Regions from separate parts of the Homo sapiens genome. Here region 2 is linked to region 1. The links are chromatin loops, found by intact Hi-C in ENCODE. Cell type or tissue: dorsolateral prefrontal cortex. All regions are shown on one strand.

What was found. Hi-C counts contacts between places; a loop is a spot of excess contacts. Peaks named below come from ENCODE experiments on the same cell type or tissue, not always from the same donor. Only the 100,000 strongest peaks of a DNase experiment are listed, where the experiment ranks them.
Region 2: a loop joins it to region 1, with 8 times the contacts of the local background. A loop is called at or near these places in 45 of 110 quality-filtered maps.

Annotation. Positions count from the first base shown.
Region 1 is chr21:33,123,558-33,131,557 of GRCh38, forward strand. It overlaps LOC101928107 (a long non-coding RNA gene), which reads right to left and starts at 143. Exons shown (of 3, transcript NR_109961.1): 1 at 55-143. In dorsolateral prefrontal cortex, a CTCF peak has its summit at 3,954 (motif pointing left); DNase peaks (open chromatin) are centred at 3,214 and 3,944; H3K4me3 peaks cover 1,088 bases; H3K27ac peaks cover 4,490 bases; H3K27me3 peaks cover 534 bases.
Region 2 is chr21:32,992,409-33,000,408 of GRCh38, forward strand. No RefSeq gene overlaps it. Among named protein-coding and RNA genes, the nearest start is that of OLIG2, 30 kb to the right of the region's middle. In dorsolateral prefrontal cortex, a CTCF peak has its summit at 2,141 (motif pointing right); no DNase peak of the experiment used is centred here.

The sequences.
Region 1 (8,000 bases):
CCCCACCTCTCTTCTCATATTTGGGGCCAGTCGGGTGGGGAGAAAACTTCTTACCACATGCAGCCTGTGTACTCCGGTCTGGTGGGATAGCAAGGTCCTGCTGTGCACAGGTCAGGCCCCGGGTGTCCTCCTGCCCTCCACCCAGCCACTGACAAATAGAGCTTTCCTTTGTTTTGCCCTGTGACCAAAGTTCTTATATGCCTTAAAGGGGAAAGAGATTTTTTCTTATACAAAATCACCCAGAAGCCATTCAAGGCAAACAACTCACCCAAGGGCAATCAGGAAACTGCTGACAGAGGCCAGCCAACCAGAACCAGGGTCCCTGGGCACTGGGTGCAGAGCCCAGTACCCTGAGGAAGCTGCCATCAAAGGAGTGACTCATCCCAAATGATGTCGGCATTGACCAATGAAAACAAAAGCTGAGGTAGAGAAACTGTCAGAGGGGCCTTACCTTTCCAAGCCTGGGTACCAACACTCTGAGTCCTCATTGGATCTTCTTTTGAAGACCGACCCCTGCAGGGAGACCCTCGATGAGTAAAAAATATATAAACAAATATAAACAGGTCAGTGAGCCGACCAATCACATCTTACATCCGATGGGATAAAGCCAGTGTGTCAGGGCTGGCCATGGGCTCAAAAATGTGTGGGTAAGAATTAATGTGGAATCATGCTGGGCTTGGTGGCTCAGGCCTGTAATCCCAGCACTTTGGGAGGCCGAAGTGGGCAGATCACTTGAAGCCAGGAGTTCAAGACCCCCCTGCCCTACATGGGGGAAACCCCATCTCTACTAAAAATACAAAAATTAGCCAGGTGTGGTGGTGCAGGCCTATTAATTAATCCCAGCTACTTGGGAGGCTGAGGCAGGAGAATTGCTTGAACCTGGGAGGCAGAGGTTGCTGCAGTAAGCTGAGATTGTGCCACTGCACTCCAGCCTAGGCAACAGAGTGAGACTCTGTTTCAAAAAAAAAAAAAAAAAAGAATTAATGTGGAATCCACACATGTTGAATCAGAAAAATTTTGTACTGCCCTACCTCCCTTTAGCAAAGGAGGACAGGACAATGAAGAATCTATTGGCAAAGCAGAGAAAACAGGCTATATCGCTTGCCAAGCCCCTGGAATTCTGAGAAGGTGCTTCTCCTGTGATAGCGGTCACTGGTACGGCAAGAGGTTGACAATCCCTGGCCAAAACTCCGAAGGGGGTGGCATGTTTCTGCAGAAACGCAGCAGAGGGTCAGGTACCCCAAATGCACCCTCCTTCCTGGTAGCAAGCAGGGTCCCCCGCTGGAAGAGCTGCCTGTTTGGGGCAGGTTTTCTAAATATTAAAATGTCAGTGGCCGGGTGGAGGGCAGGAGGACACCTGGGGCCTGACCTGTGCACAGCAGGACCTTGCTACCCCACCAGACTGCAGTACACAGGCCGCATGTGGTAAGGTTTCTCCCCACCCAACTGGCCCCAAATATGAAAAGAGAGGTGGGGCAGGAAAGCTCTTCCTTGTTTTGGTGGCAGGCAAGTGTCTGTGGTCAGGAGCCATGGAGACTCGTGCCACGGACTGCGAAGCCACCCAGCCATCTGGCCCAAGCTCCTGTGACCGGAAGAGCTTGTTTTGCCCTGTTCCCCCAGAGCCAGCAGCGCAGACCACAGGGGGCTTGCATTATGTTAGCAAATGAAGAAATGCTTTAACAGGAATAGGCAAATTGTCATCTATTTTAAAGATTTACTTCTAACATAGAAACACAATGAAAATCCAGCTATATTATCCACAGAACAACTACAGGGCTTACAAAAAAAACCCTCTTTCATCATGCATGTCAGCGTGACCTGGCGTGTGAGCCCAGTGCAAGCAATGGACTATGTTTCTAGAGACCTTATGCGCAGCTGCACTCCGGGAGAGCACCTAAAGTCTAGGTCTGAGGTCTGGGGGAAGTAAGGCCCAGGCAATCCCTCTCCTGACCCTCTCTACGTTGGATCTGATGTTTCTTCCACAAACTGGGAAGTTCAGGTTCCCCAGAATCTGGCTTTGGATAAGGGGAAGCAGGAACAACTCTACTTTTATATAAAGCTGGACATTTGTCCAAAATTGCTTCCTTGTTGCTGTGCCACTTGGGGACATGAACCAAGTCAGATGAGGCTTCATTTTGGCATCAACACCCCACATCCATCTCATTCAGCCAAGGTCTGTCTGTCCTCCGGTTCCCAGTTCAGTCCCTGGGAAGAAACTGAATTATCCTCTCTTCCAAGTGTGGCCCATGCACTCATCCAGGCCACAGGATCCCCTTGAAGGCTCCCCTGCTGCCCCACACCCACCCCATCTGGAAATTACCAAGTCCTTATGGACTTTGCTCTTTATTCATTCACAAAGAATGTAAGATTCCATTTTTTTAAGAACTGAATAGAAATCCCCGGCATCACCATATCAGGGCGTCTGTTCCACGCCAACTCAGTAATTGCCCCGTTTCTAGTGCTTTTTTTTTTTCTCCACCAAAACCAACTTAAGCTGATTACTGCCATCTCAAACAACCTCACTGGGCTCCAGATATATCCATTTAATATGGCCAAGACAAGCAGCCAACTGCCGTTTTCAAAAGACGATCTGACAGATTCTATTCACTTTCAAAGTAGCTCTCCACGGCTGGAATAATTATCTTTCATTTCCCCCATTCTGACACCTTTCAATGATTTGTTGACATCTGAAGAGTTATGGGCAATCTTAGAAGAGGCAGCTGGACTTTCCGCCCCCAAAGATACAAGCACAAAAAGGATTCCCATACAGCATCTGAAATAACTCTGTTCTTTGCAAATGGATATCCAAATCTGCATGTTAATAGGGACACTTTTATCTTTAAATATAACCTCAAAAAAAGAAGGGGGGACAGTATTCATTTAACTTGTTCACCGCCAACTCAAGAAAATGCACCTTTCCCTCAAAACCAGCGTTCCCTCCCTTGACCCATAAAACCAGAAAAAATGCAGATATGCTGAGTTTTCAAACATCTCATGTTTGCTGCAGTCCTCGTTCGAGGGAGAACAGCAGGAGAAATCCGAGCAAATGGCAAGAGGCCTCCACTGTTTCATCTGCTGCCAATGAGGTTTTAAGTGAGCATCACTGGAATAATGTCTATTAATAATTTGCACTTCTATAGCCCTTTCTTGAGGGTGTCTCTAAGTGCCCTCCCACGAACACAGGCCTCGCTTGCAGGGGAAGAGCTCGACACAGGAATGAACCTCCTGCCTTTGGGCACAGTGCCTCCCAGCTCCTGTCTCAGCACAGAGGCACTTTGTCTTTAAAACTCCAGCAAAATGGGGCCTGGGAGAGGTTTTTTTTGTTTTTTGGTTTTTTTTTTTTTTTGGATATATGTTTTATATATATATATATATATGTATACATTACGCAATTACAAATATAGGTCCCATGACACGCAGGATAAATATGGAATGCAATATCTTCAGATTATTTTCTTTCTCTATTTTTTCTGTCTCCTGCCTCCCCAACACACAAAATTTGAGGACTTTCGTTAACTATTTTAGTAGTCTATCAAACCAAGTGCCTGGTAGATTTCAGTATGGGGGAGTAGTGACAGTGGCCGCAAGAAAGGATCAGATGCAGCCACGATCGTTGTCAGAGATAAATAAACACGAAATAGTGAAGGAAAATGGGACAAGCACGCAGCAGTTTGCAGCCTGGACCAATCACAGTGATGCCTCTTGTGGTGGCCTGGAGCCCTCTGCACAGTCCGGAGAAAAGACTGCCGTGGGGATCGGTTTCTGTTCCGAGAGTACATAGCAGAGTGAGGCTGCTGGGGTTGAAGCCGCTTGTTTGAGTTTTCCAGCTCTAATCAGATCGTCCTCCAAAGAGGGAAGTCTCTAAGGAACCAGGAACACAGACCACATCTGCTGGTCACTTCTTTTCCCCCTCGTAGCTTCCAGCCACAGTCCCTCAATCAACAGCGCCCCTTACTGGCCAGAGGGTTGCAAACCCAGAGGGTACTGGGGTGTCTCAGATAACCGCTGGCAACCTGGAAATGGACATATCTGTATCATCCATCTCCAGTTATAGAATTTTGAACACACTATCGAGAGCAGCTGTTGCAATCCCAGCTCAAGTCTCACGGCCATCCCTCTGTCTTGAACTTGGTCTTGGCGAAGTCAGGTCTCTCTGTGGGAGTTTTATCATCAGGGGAGCTGCTTCTCCCAAGAAACCAATAACCACCAATACTGTGTGTGATCTTAGCAGATCCAAAGCTTCGAGAAGCCTTCATCAAGATCAGACATTGCGACAGGAGAATCCTGTTCCCTGCAAACAGGATGGATTTGGATTCTAAGTGGTTGAAGTCACAGAGCGGTCATTAAAATAACAAAGAGGCACTGGCCTTTTTCAAGCACCTTTCTGGACTTCTCCAAAGAAACCCTGCTGATGAGAGGGCACAGGGTTCATTAGCAATCATCTTGGGTCAGCTGATGACAGGAGTGAAGCCAAGGCTGGCACGGGCGACGACAGAGCAGGCGAGCAGAGTTGACCTGGGTTATTTTAGGTGAGGAGGTGGGCGCAGAGGGAGACAGAGAGGTGGAGGGAGTTTATTTTGGTTGAGGCACTTTATTTTGCTTTCTTGCTTGTGAGGATTCATTTCCCCTGGGTAATTTAAAGTTTGTAAGAACCTTGGAATTCCTTGGAGAGAAAGCACCATTGCAAATAAAGAGGCCACAGCACTAGTGATGGTGGAGAAAGTGGCCAATGCCGTATCTTTAGATGCTTGGGTTTTGGGTTGGGTAGAGTTTTTCGGCACGTTTGGGAAGTGGCTTCTTATATGCCCAGCTCTAGTTTGGGGGCTTCCCATGTGTTTTTGTGTCTAACATGTATTGTTCTCAGCACTGTGCTGATTTTCCATGTGTTCATTCATTTAATTCTCACAACAACCAAAATGCGTTAATTCATTCATTCTGAATCAACTTGTTTAATCAAGAGAATTTGACAATGCCCACCCCCTCTCCCTTGGAAAATAAGGGTTAGCCTAGCAGACTGCTCAGGGTCAGGCTTCTTAATCCCTTTCAATGCCATTGTCAATATATTGAACCCTATTCAGGAATCAGCAATGACTTTCCGTGCCTGCTCCATCAAGTCTCATTTCCTCTGCCTTGCTCAAAAAACCTTTTATAACCCTCTTTATAATGCTCCCACTTCCTCTTCTTCCAGCTGCACCTCTACTTCTCCAAACAAATGTAGAATCCCCATGGCAGTGAGTCGAGTGTCCTGGGTGAGGTGGGAGCTATTGTTCATAATCCATGTTGCTATTGCCCAGTAAGACACATTGCACCCCACAGAATATACCCATTGCCTTTTCTTCAACTTTGGGGGACATACCGAGTCTTCACTATACACAGAGTCTGCAGGTAGATAGAGATCTCTCAGTGGCTTTTCTAGGCAACTTGTTCCCGCTACCCCAGTAGGTATGGACATAACCTCAGCTCTCGACTCTCGGGGAGCACCATCTGGTCATCCATGTGAAAAGAAGAGACAACTCTACCCTGTTATAAAAACATGCCTGACACTTGGAAATAAAGCAAGGGAGGACTGCCCTTCAGTGCCAGCCTGGAGCACTCAGGGTCATCACATTCCCCAGGGGATATGCCTTTGCTTGACCCATTCATTATTGGGCCCAGATTCTGATGTTACATGTTAACTTGTAGATTTTTACAAAATAATTTCCCTTTTTCTTTTTTATTTTTCTTATTTATTTTATTATTATTATTATTATTATTATTATTATTATTTTTGAGATGGAGTCTCACTCTGTCGCCCGGGCTGGAGTGCAGTGGTGTGATCTCGGCTCACTGCAACCTCTGCCTCCCGGGTTCAAGAGATTCTCCTGCCTTAGCCTCCTGAGTAGCTGGGACTACAGGCACATCCCACCACGCCCAGCTAATTTTTGTATTTTTAGTAGAGACGGGGTTTCACCATGTTGGCCAGGCTCATCTCGATCTCTTGACCTCATGATCCGCCCGCCTCAGCCTCCCAAAGTGCTGGGATTACAAGTGTAAGCCACCGTGCCCGGCCTCCCTTTTGATTTCTAAATAATTTTAAAATTTTAGAAATGTTGCAAGAATAATGCAAAGACCTGTTTTTCCTAATTCACTTGAGTAATAAGTTGCTGACATGATGCCCATCACCCTAAAATACTTTAATGTGTATCTCCTATGATTGTGAAAGTCACCCACTTTCATGATCTAAATACAACCACCAAAATGAAGAAATTAACATCGGTACATACTATCATCTCATTCTCAAATGCCATCCACACTTCTCTAGTTGTTTCAATCTCACTAAACTTTTATAGGCAAGGGACCCAATCCAGGATTGCTCATCACACAGAGTTGTCCCATCTCTTTAGTCTCCTTCAATCTAGAACAGTTTCTATCTCTCATGACCTTGACACTTTTGACAATAATAGGCCAATTATTCCGTAGATGTTCCTTAGTGTAGGTTTTTCAGGTGATGCCTTATTATGAGGGTCAGGGATGTCTTTGGCAGAAACATCATCATAGAAGTGATGCTGGGTTCATCTTGTATCTGGCCAAGTGGCACACAATTTTAATTTACCCCAGTCCTGGTGACTTACATGTAAACGAAATAATGAAGGTGATGTTGTCCATGTGCCTCCGCTGTAAAGTTACTTTTTTCCCCCTTTGTAACATACAAGGATCTTGTGGGGAGGTACGTGAGCCTTTGCAAATATCCCATTCCTCATCAGACTTCACTCACTGTTTTTAATATCCACCAGTGTTTCTTCGTTGGATGATTATGATGGTTGCCAATAAATGATTTTCTAATTCCATCACTTTCCTAATATTTATTAGTTGGAATTAGTAATTTTTGTGTAGAGATAGGGTCTCACTATGTTGCCCAGCCTGGTCTCAAACTCCTAGGCTCAAGCAACCCTCCCACCTCAGCCTCCCAAAGTGTTGGGATTCAGTTGTGAGCCACTGTGCCCCGCCATATTAGTTAGAATTCTGCTTTTTCCACTTATACATTCATCTGTTTGTTTATATCGGTAGGAACTCAAGCGTACTTATTTTACTTATCAGGTGATACTCTGCTCCTATCGTTATTCATTTTTATGCCTCAATTATCCCAGTTCTGGCCGGTAGGAGCTCCTTCACTCTGGCTTCTGGGTTCTCCGGACATGTGCCTATAATTCTTTGAGCCCTTCTTTACTTCCTGGCACAAGACGTTCTAGCTTCATCTTGTACTTTCCCTGACTCCTCATCCAGCCTTGGAATTGACCATTTCTCCAAGGAGTTTGGGTTCCTTTAAGTGGGGACTTTAGGAACCAAGATCTGAGCACTGATGTATTGTCTGCTCCCGGGTGGCACTGTTCCCAGGCCCTCCCAGTGAACGGAACTAGGCTACATTTATATACGAGTTGACACTGACACTTCCAATTCCAGTCCAACACCAAAGGGCTTATTCTAGGATTTTTCCCTTCCACATGTGTAACTCCCTTCTTCATTGATGAGAAACCTGGTTCCCTCATCGACCTTAACATACATGATGTTCATAAGGTCCAGAAACAGTTAAATATATATAATATTATTAAAGCCATCTCCAGTCTGTAAAGTAATAATCATAATGTTGTTTTCTATGCATTCAGAATCTACAGACACCCCGTATTGGTTATTGGACCTGTCCTTCAGTGTGTATACAGTGCCACCCTGGCACCCCTCGCAGCCTGCACAGGCACTCTCACAGCCCCCGCCACGCCACATCCTCCTACTCCTACTCCCTGGGAGTATCACACTGCCAAGATGACTCCCCTCTGGCATCGCTCGAATTCACTACTGGGCTAAAAGAATGCCTGGATTCTCCTTCCTCACCACGGATTGCACGACCAGATGTCCCAGCTGTTATCAGAGCTTTCATAAGGTCTGGAGTTCAGCAGGAAAGTCCAGGTGAAATAGGCTTGTCTTGCCACGTATCCCTGTCAACGCTATTGTTCTTTTTGTCCCTC
Region 2 (8,000 bases), 130 kb before region 1:
TATCCAGTCATTGATTGGTGGGCATTTGGGTTGGTTCCATGATTTTGCAATTGTGAATTGTGCAGCCATAAACATGCGTGTGCAAGTATCTTTTTTTGTATAATGACTTCTTTTTCTCTGGGTAGATATCCAGTAGTGGGCTTACTGGGTCAAATGGTAGATCTACTTTTAGTTCTTTAAGAAAACTCCACACTGTTTTCCATAGTGGTTGTACTAGTTTACATTCCCACCAGCAGTGTAGAAGTGTTCCCTTTTCACCGCATCCACGCCAACATCTATTATTTTTTGTTTTTTTGATTATGGCCATTCTTGCAGGAGTAAGGTAGTGTTGCCTTGTGGTTTTGATTTGCATTTCCCTGATCCTTACTGATGTTGAGCATTTTTTCATATGTTTGTTGGCCATTTGTATATCTTCTAAGAATTGTCTATTCATGTCTTTAGCCCACTTTTTGATGGGATTATTTGTTTGTTTGTTTCTTGCTAACATGTTTGAGTTGGTTGTAGATTCTGGATATTAGTCCTTTGTCAGACGTATAGATTATGAAGATTTTCTCCCACTCTGTGGGTTGTCTGTTTACTCTGCTGACTGTTTTGCTGTGCAAAAGCTCTGTAGTTTAATTAAATCCCAGCTATTTATTTTTGTTTTATTGCATTTTCTTTGGGGTTCTTGGTCATGAAATCCTTGCCTAAGCCAATGTCTAGAAGAGTTTTTCCAATGTTATCTTCCAGAATTTTTAGTTTCAGGTCTTAGATCCATCTTGAGTTGATTTTTGTATAAGGTGAGAGAGGGAACTTTTGTTTTTAGCGCTGTTTTCTTTTCTCTTCCTGTGTGATTATTTGTCTCCTTTTGAGAGCCTGACCAGCAAAGGAGAAGGGAGGTGTCAGAGGCAGGACTCAACAACTTGGCCTTGAGGCAGGTTCTAAGAGCCATGCCCCACCCAACAGCTGACCCTTGGCAGTCCTTCTGTCTACTTTTTCTTGCCTTAGCTACCTTCTCAAGGGCACCAAATGAAGGAAGGGTCATGGCTCCCAGGTCCTGTGAGAAAAACCTGTTCCCAAGTTGGAATATTTCATTGAGTTAAACTTCTAACCAATCTGCACTGATCACTGGGTGTCTTAGTCCATTCGGGCTGCTCTAACAAAATATCTTAGACTAGGTAATTTATAAATAATAGAAATTTATGTCTCACAGTTCTGGAGGCTGGAAAGTTTAAGATCAAGGTGCCAGCAGATTTTGTGTCTGGTGAAGCCTCCATCTCTGCTCCACAGAGGGCACCTTTTCCTGTGTCCTCAGACAGTAGAAGGGCAAAAAGGAACTAACAGACTCCCTCAAACCCTTTTATAAGAACACTAATCCCATCCATGAAGGTGGAGCCCTCATGACATAAACCACCTCTTAAAGGCCCCATCGCCTAATACTATGGCAGTGGGGATTAGGTTTCAACATGAATTTAAGGAGGGAGGCAAACACTCAAACTGTAGCACTGAGTACCAAGAAGAATTAAAAAGGGGAAAAGAAATGGCTAGGTAGTCTTAGAATCTTCCCAAATCTCCCTGTAAAATAGAAAGAGCAACTAGAATAGCAAAGCGAAAAGAGCCATGGACAGTATCCACAACAGAGCTGGTAGTGAGGTAATCCTCCCAGACACCAAATACTAACAGGTCTGGGCAAAGCATTTACAGTTCAAGAACTGTGTGGTGGCAGCATTAGTGCCGGAAGAAGACACGTGATAAAAACTGTGGTTCTGAAGATACTGAGAGCTTGAGAATCACACAATCACCTGCAGGTATTCACCAGAGGGCACAGCAAGACCATCTGAGTACAGCAACCAAAACCAGGAGAGCTATCTGAAAACCCAATGCATGGCTAAGTGCAAGAGGACTGTGATACAATAAGGTCTGATGGTGTCGGGGTGATTTGAGCTCCATATGCCCTCAAAGTGAACAGAGTCTCTTCCAATACAAAGCCTTGCACTGATGAGTATCTGGGCAGATCAATACAGGCAAGGAAAAAAGATCCAGATAAATGGGATGGGGGTGGGCAGAGCAGAAGAGGCAGCTCTCAAAACCTTTGGAGATTTTTGTTTTATTTCCTTGCGAAAGGAACAGGAGAGGGAGCTCTAGAGCCTTTGAACTGGAAAGGTTGCCCCAGCATACCCTTCACTCCTAAAAGTATAGGAAAATTCATTTCATTTAGAAAATAAACAACAGAAAAGCATTGTGGTAAAAACTTATAAAAAGTTAAGAAGGAAAAAATGAAAAGAAAGAGCAGAAAAAATTCCTACAAAACGATGAAAGCGTGTCCAAAAGGAATGCCCACAAAACATTTCAAATATTATGAAACAAGTTAAAGAAAATTAAGAAAATGATAGAAGCTATGAAAGAATAACATACCTCAGAATTAGAAAAAAAGCTCAGAAATAAGGTGACTGGAGAAAAAAAATGCTTGAAAAGAGGGATGGCACAGTTTAGAAAATAACTAGAAATATAAAAAGAAAGGTCTGGAGAAAGACACTGATGTAAGAAATCATAGAAATACAAAGGACAGAAGAGCATGTTAAATGACACTGTGGGACGCAATGAATTCCGGACTGTGGAAAATTCTAAGTCAAATGGCTCCGTTTTTTCAACAACAAAAATGGAGGGGTTAAAAAGAAAGAAAGAAGAGGAAATGTATAAAGAAAAGAGATTTATAAGTCATTTCAAGCAAATGCAAAGTAGGAATCTTATTTCAGTTCTGGTTCAAACAATCAATTTTTTAAAATATAAAGCAACCAGGAAAATATAAACATGACAATATTTAATAATATTAAGGGATTAATATTTTTAAGTATAATAAAAATATTGTGATTTTTTAAAAATAATGATTATCTATTAGAGATGCATACTGAAACGTTTATAAATAACAGTACTTAATGTCTGGGCTCACTACAAATTATCCAGGAACAGTGGGAACAGAGGCAGATATAGAAGAACAAGATTATCCTGTATTGATATATATCAAAGCTGATTGATGAGTACTTGATTGTTCTTTGTATTATACTCTCTACTTTTGACTGTCTGAATATTACTGTAATTCAAAGCTTAATGAACAAACAAATAATAAGGGAAGTCTTAGAGCTTGGCATCCACCAGGAAGGAATACCTTTTGCTTCTTTCCTGAGAGGGCTGTGCTACCTGGAGAGGGTTTCAATAGATGCAGACATACATTGTAACCCATCCCCTTCAGCCCTTCTTCCCATTCAAGTGTTCCAGTATATTTGTCCCTAAACTGAACTAGATGTGTTACTCTGTCACTTGCTAGAATATAAGATCTATGAAGGCAAGAATTTGTCAATTGTGTTACCATTGTATCCCCAGGACCCAGAATAGTGCCTGGCACGTAATAGGCCTTCTGTAAATATTTGCTGTTTAATTGAGTGAATCGTCATGACTGATCCCAGGACATAATCCCAGGCTGTAACTACCACTGTGTGTTTTTTCTTGGAGAGAAGAGGGAGAATTCTTTACTTTGTAGACCTAAGCTTGGGTTACCTGCAGAAGTGGCCTCTAAAATGTGAGATAAACAATGTCTGACCTTGTAGCAATGGAGAACTTCAGGCAGCTGCTGAGCTGCTGAAGGTCCACAGAGTGTGAAAGGACTGAGCAATGTGACTAATGATTGCTTCCCTTTGCAAAGTATCCAGTATCCAGTATTCAGCCAATAAGCCTTACATTAGATGTAGTGTTAAATATGTTGGTAATTGATGGGAATAAATAAATGTAAATTTTATATATTATTTGTTTACATACGTGATATTACAAAATATATATTTGGCCTTCCTCCCTGTTTCCTGGCATACAACACTTAACGTCAACATCCTTGGACTCTTCAAAGTGGTGTGTCTTATTTGTAGGGAAAAGAAAGAGAAATCAGACTGTTACTGTGTCTATGCAGAAAAGGAAGACATAAGAAATTCCATCTTGATCTGTGCCAAGAAAATTGTTTTGCTGTTAATCTGTAACTTTAGCCCCAACCCTGTGCTCACAGAAACATGTGCTGTATGGAATCAAGGTTTAAGGGATCTAGGGCCGTGCAGGATGTGCCTTGTTAACAATATGTTTACAGGCAGTATGCTTGGTAAAAGTCATCGCCATTCTCCATTCTCGATTAACCAGGGGCACAATGCACTGCGGAAAGCCACAGGGACCTCTGCCCAAGAAAGCTTGGGTATTCTCCAAGGTTTCCCCCCATTGAGACAGCCTGAGATACGGCCTCGTGGGAAGGGAAAGACCTGACCGTCTCCCAGCCCGACACCCGTAAAGGGTCTGTGCTGAGGAGGATTAGTAAAAGAGGAAGGCCTCTTGCAGTTGAGTTAAGAGGAAGGCCTCCATCTCCTGCATGTCGCTGGGAATGGAATGTCTCGGTGTAAAACCCAATCATACATTCGTTCTATTCTGAGATAGAAGAAAACTGCCCTGTGGCTGAAGGCGAGATATGCTGGCGGCAATGCTGCTCTGTTACGCTTTGCTACACTGAGATGTTTGGGTGGAGAGAAGCATAAATCTGGCCTACGTGCACATCCAGGCATAGTGCCTTCCCTTGAACTTATTTATGACACAGATTCTTTTGCTCACAAGTTTTCCTGCTGACCTTCTCCCCATTATCACCCTGTTCTCCTGCCGCATTCCTCTTGCCGAGATAGTGAAAACAGTAATCAATAAGTACTGAGGGAACTCAGAGACCGGTGCCGGTGTGGGTCCTCCATATGCTGAGCGCTGGTTCCCTGGGCCCACTGTTTTTTCTCTATACTTTGTCTCTGTGTCTTATTTCTTTTCTCAGTCTCTTGTCCCACCTGATGAGAAATACCCACAGGTGTGGAGGGGCTGGCCCCCTTCATTGTTGAAGCTAATGAGTTGACTGGTAGCTGGGGGCCTATAGGTAGCTTCAGGAAGGTGGCTGCTCACTAAAAAGATCAATTCAGGATTAGAGTTGGGACTTTCAGCCCAAGCTCCAACCCCTGAGGAAGAGAGAGGGGTTGAAGGTTAAGTTGATTGCCAATGACCAGTGATTTATCCAATCATGCCTACACACTGAATCTTCCATAAAAACCTCCAAAGGAATGAGTTTGGAGAGCTTCCCAATAGCTGAACAGGTTGCAGTTCCTCGAGGGTGGAGCACCCGGGGAGGGCATGAAAGTACCATGTCCCTTCACCCATACTGTCATGGTTTGGCTGTGTCCCCACCCAAATCTCATCTCGTATCAAGGCCTAATCCTTCAATAAGAGAAATCACTGGTTGATTGTCTCCCACAATTCCCACCTGTCATGGGAGGGACCCAGTGGGAGGTAATTGAATCATGGGGGTGAATCTTTCCTATGTTGTTGTCGTGATAGGGAGTAAGTCTCATGAGATCTGATGATTTTATAAAAAGGAGTTCCCCTGCACAAGTTCTCTTTCATTGACTGCTGCCATCCACATAAGCTGTGACTTGCTCCTTCTTGCCTTCTGCCATGATTGTGAGGCCTTCCCAGCCATGTGGAACTGTGAGTCCATTAAATCTCTTTCCTTTATAAATTACCCAGCCTTGGATATGTCTTTATTAGCAATGTGAGAACAGACTAATACACATGCCTTGTCCTGTGCCTCTCTTCATCTATATCCTTTGTAATTCTTTTGTAATGTCCTTTAGAATAAACCAGTAAAGTAAGTGTTTCCCTGAGTTCTGTGAGCCACTCTAGCAAATTAATCAAATTCAAGGAAGGGTTTTGGGAACCCCCAATTTACAGCCAATTGTCAGAGGCACAAGTAAACAACTTGAGGCTTGGAATTGTCATTGGAAGTGGGGAGCAGTCATGTGGGGCTGAATGCTCAATCTGTAGGATCTGATACTATTTCCAGGCAGATAGTATCAGAATTGAACTGAGTTCCAGGATGACACTCAGCTGATATCTGCAACAGAATTGATTGCTTGCTTCATGTGTGGGGAGATACTCCCACATATTTGGTTACAGAGAGACCAGAAGAAAAAGTTTATTTTTCTCTACAGAACGTCATTATTTGGTTGGTTGGTTTGCTTCATCAATGAGGATGCTTAAAAACTAAGTGTAGCCCTTGCACCATTTTAGTTGAGAAAGAGTATGTTACAACGGAAAATGTAAAATTTTTCAAAATAGACAGACTTTAGTTCAAATCCTGGCCCTGAAAGTTAGCTGTTAATGTTGTAGAATGTTTATTAATCATTTTGTGCTCCAATTTTCTTAATAATAAAATAGGACTGTTAATATTCTCTACAGACTAATATCCCTCCTGAATATAGACATAAAAATTTAAATTCAATAATATGTAGAAAAGATAATACATCATAACCAAGTGGGGATTATGCCAGGAATGCAAGGTTGGTTTACATTTTGAAAAGACATAGATATAATTCATCATATTAACAGATTAGAAAGGAAAAACCATATGATCATCTTAATAAATGTAAAAAAGGCACTTGACAGAATGCAACATGCATTCCTGATAGAAACTCACAAACCCTAGGAATAGAAGGGACATTCCTCAATCTGATAAAGGAAATTTATTAATAAAACCAACAGTTTGTATCATATTTAACAACGAAGAATGAATACTTTCTCCCTAAGATTGGAAATCAAGCAAGAATATCTGTTTTCACCACTCCTAATCAATATTGTGGTAAAGATTCTACCCATGGGGAAAAGGCAAGGAAAAAAAAAGACATTCATATAGGAAAGGAAGAAATAAGTACTTCCTTTTGTGACTGGCTTATTCCTTAAAGATGATCATTGATGGAGAAAATCCTAAAGAATCTATTAAACAAGACTATTAGACCTAACAAGTGAACTTAGCAAGGTTGCAGGATACAAGGTCAATATTTTAAAAATCAATTGTATTTCTATATACAACGAATAGTTGGGAATTAATACCTTCTATGATATCATAAAAATGTTTAGGTATAAATCTGATGAAAGATGTGGAGGGTCTATACGCTGAAAACTATAAAACGCTTCTGAGAGAAACTAAAGAAGCCCTAAATAAATGGAGAAGTATACCATATTTATGGATCAGGAGACTCAGGATTAAGATGTAAGTTCTCCCCAAATTGATCTATAGATTCCACAAAATCCCAACAGTTTTTAAAAATAAAAATGGACAAGCCAATTCTCTCTCTCTCTGACACACACACACACACACACACACACACACACACTGCACACCACACACCACACACCACACACACACTCCCCTTTTCTATCCATCTATTGGGCCATATGCACAAAGAAAGACCTGGACTGTTCTATAGCAAATATTAACTCTGGTTATGCTGATGGTAGGATTTCAGATAATTTGCTGTTTTCCTCTTACATTTTTCTCTCTTGCTCAAATTTTGTAACTGAATATTTCTGATGTTAATAAATAATAAATCACTATTCCAAGAAATGCTCCTCTCACAGTTTGGCTGCTTTATCTTTGCCATAAATAATTGCTAATCAATCTTGAAAGGACAGATAAGTAAATACTGAATTGAAGAGTCTCAAAGGGAATCCTGCACAATATACTCTCAAAGTACTGTACAGGAGTCACTTCAACCTTAATCTCTTTCCTTACATGGAGTAATTTGGGATAGAATCAACCAGTGATTTCTCTTATTGAAGGATTAGGCCATGTTGTTAATAAAGTGGCCATCTAGACAATGAAAACGAAATAAGTATTCTCTCGTCAATTCCTAGGTAAGTGATTTCTGGTCATTTGAGAGTAAAAAATGCTCATCAATAGTTTTGTCACTTTATTTAAGCTGCCTTAAGAGTAAGGATTATGTTTGACCCAGAAAACCTTACCAGTGTGGTCGAGACCTCCAAGAGGGTTATTGTCCTCACATAGCAAGAAAGCACGAGGTAAGCAGTGTAGGGCTAGAGTGGTTGCTTGACCAGCCATGTCCACTGGGACTCAGACTGGCTTGCTCTTCCTGCTCTACTAATCTTAACTTGAGGCTTTCCTT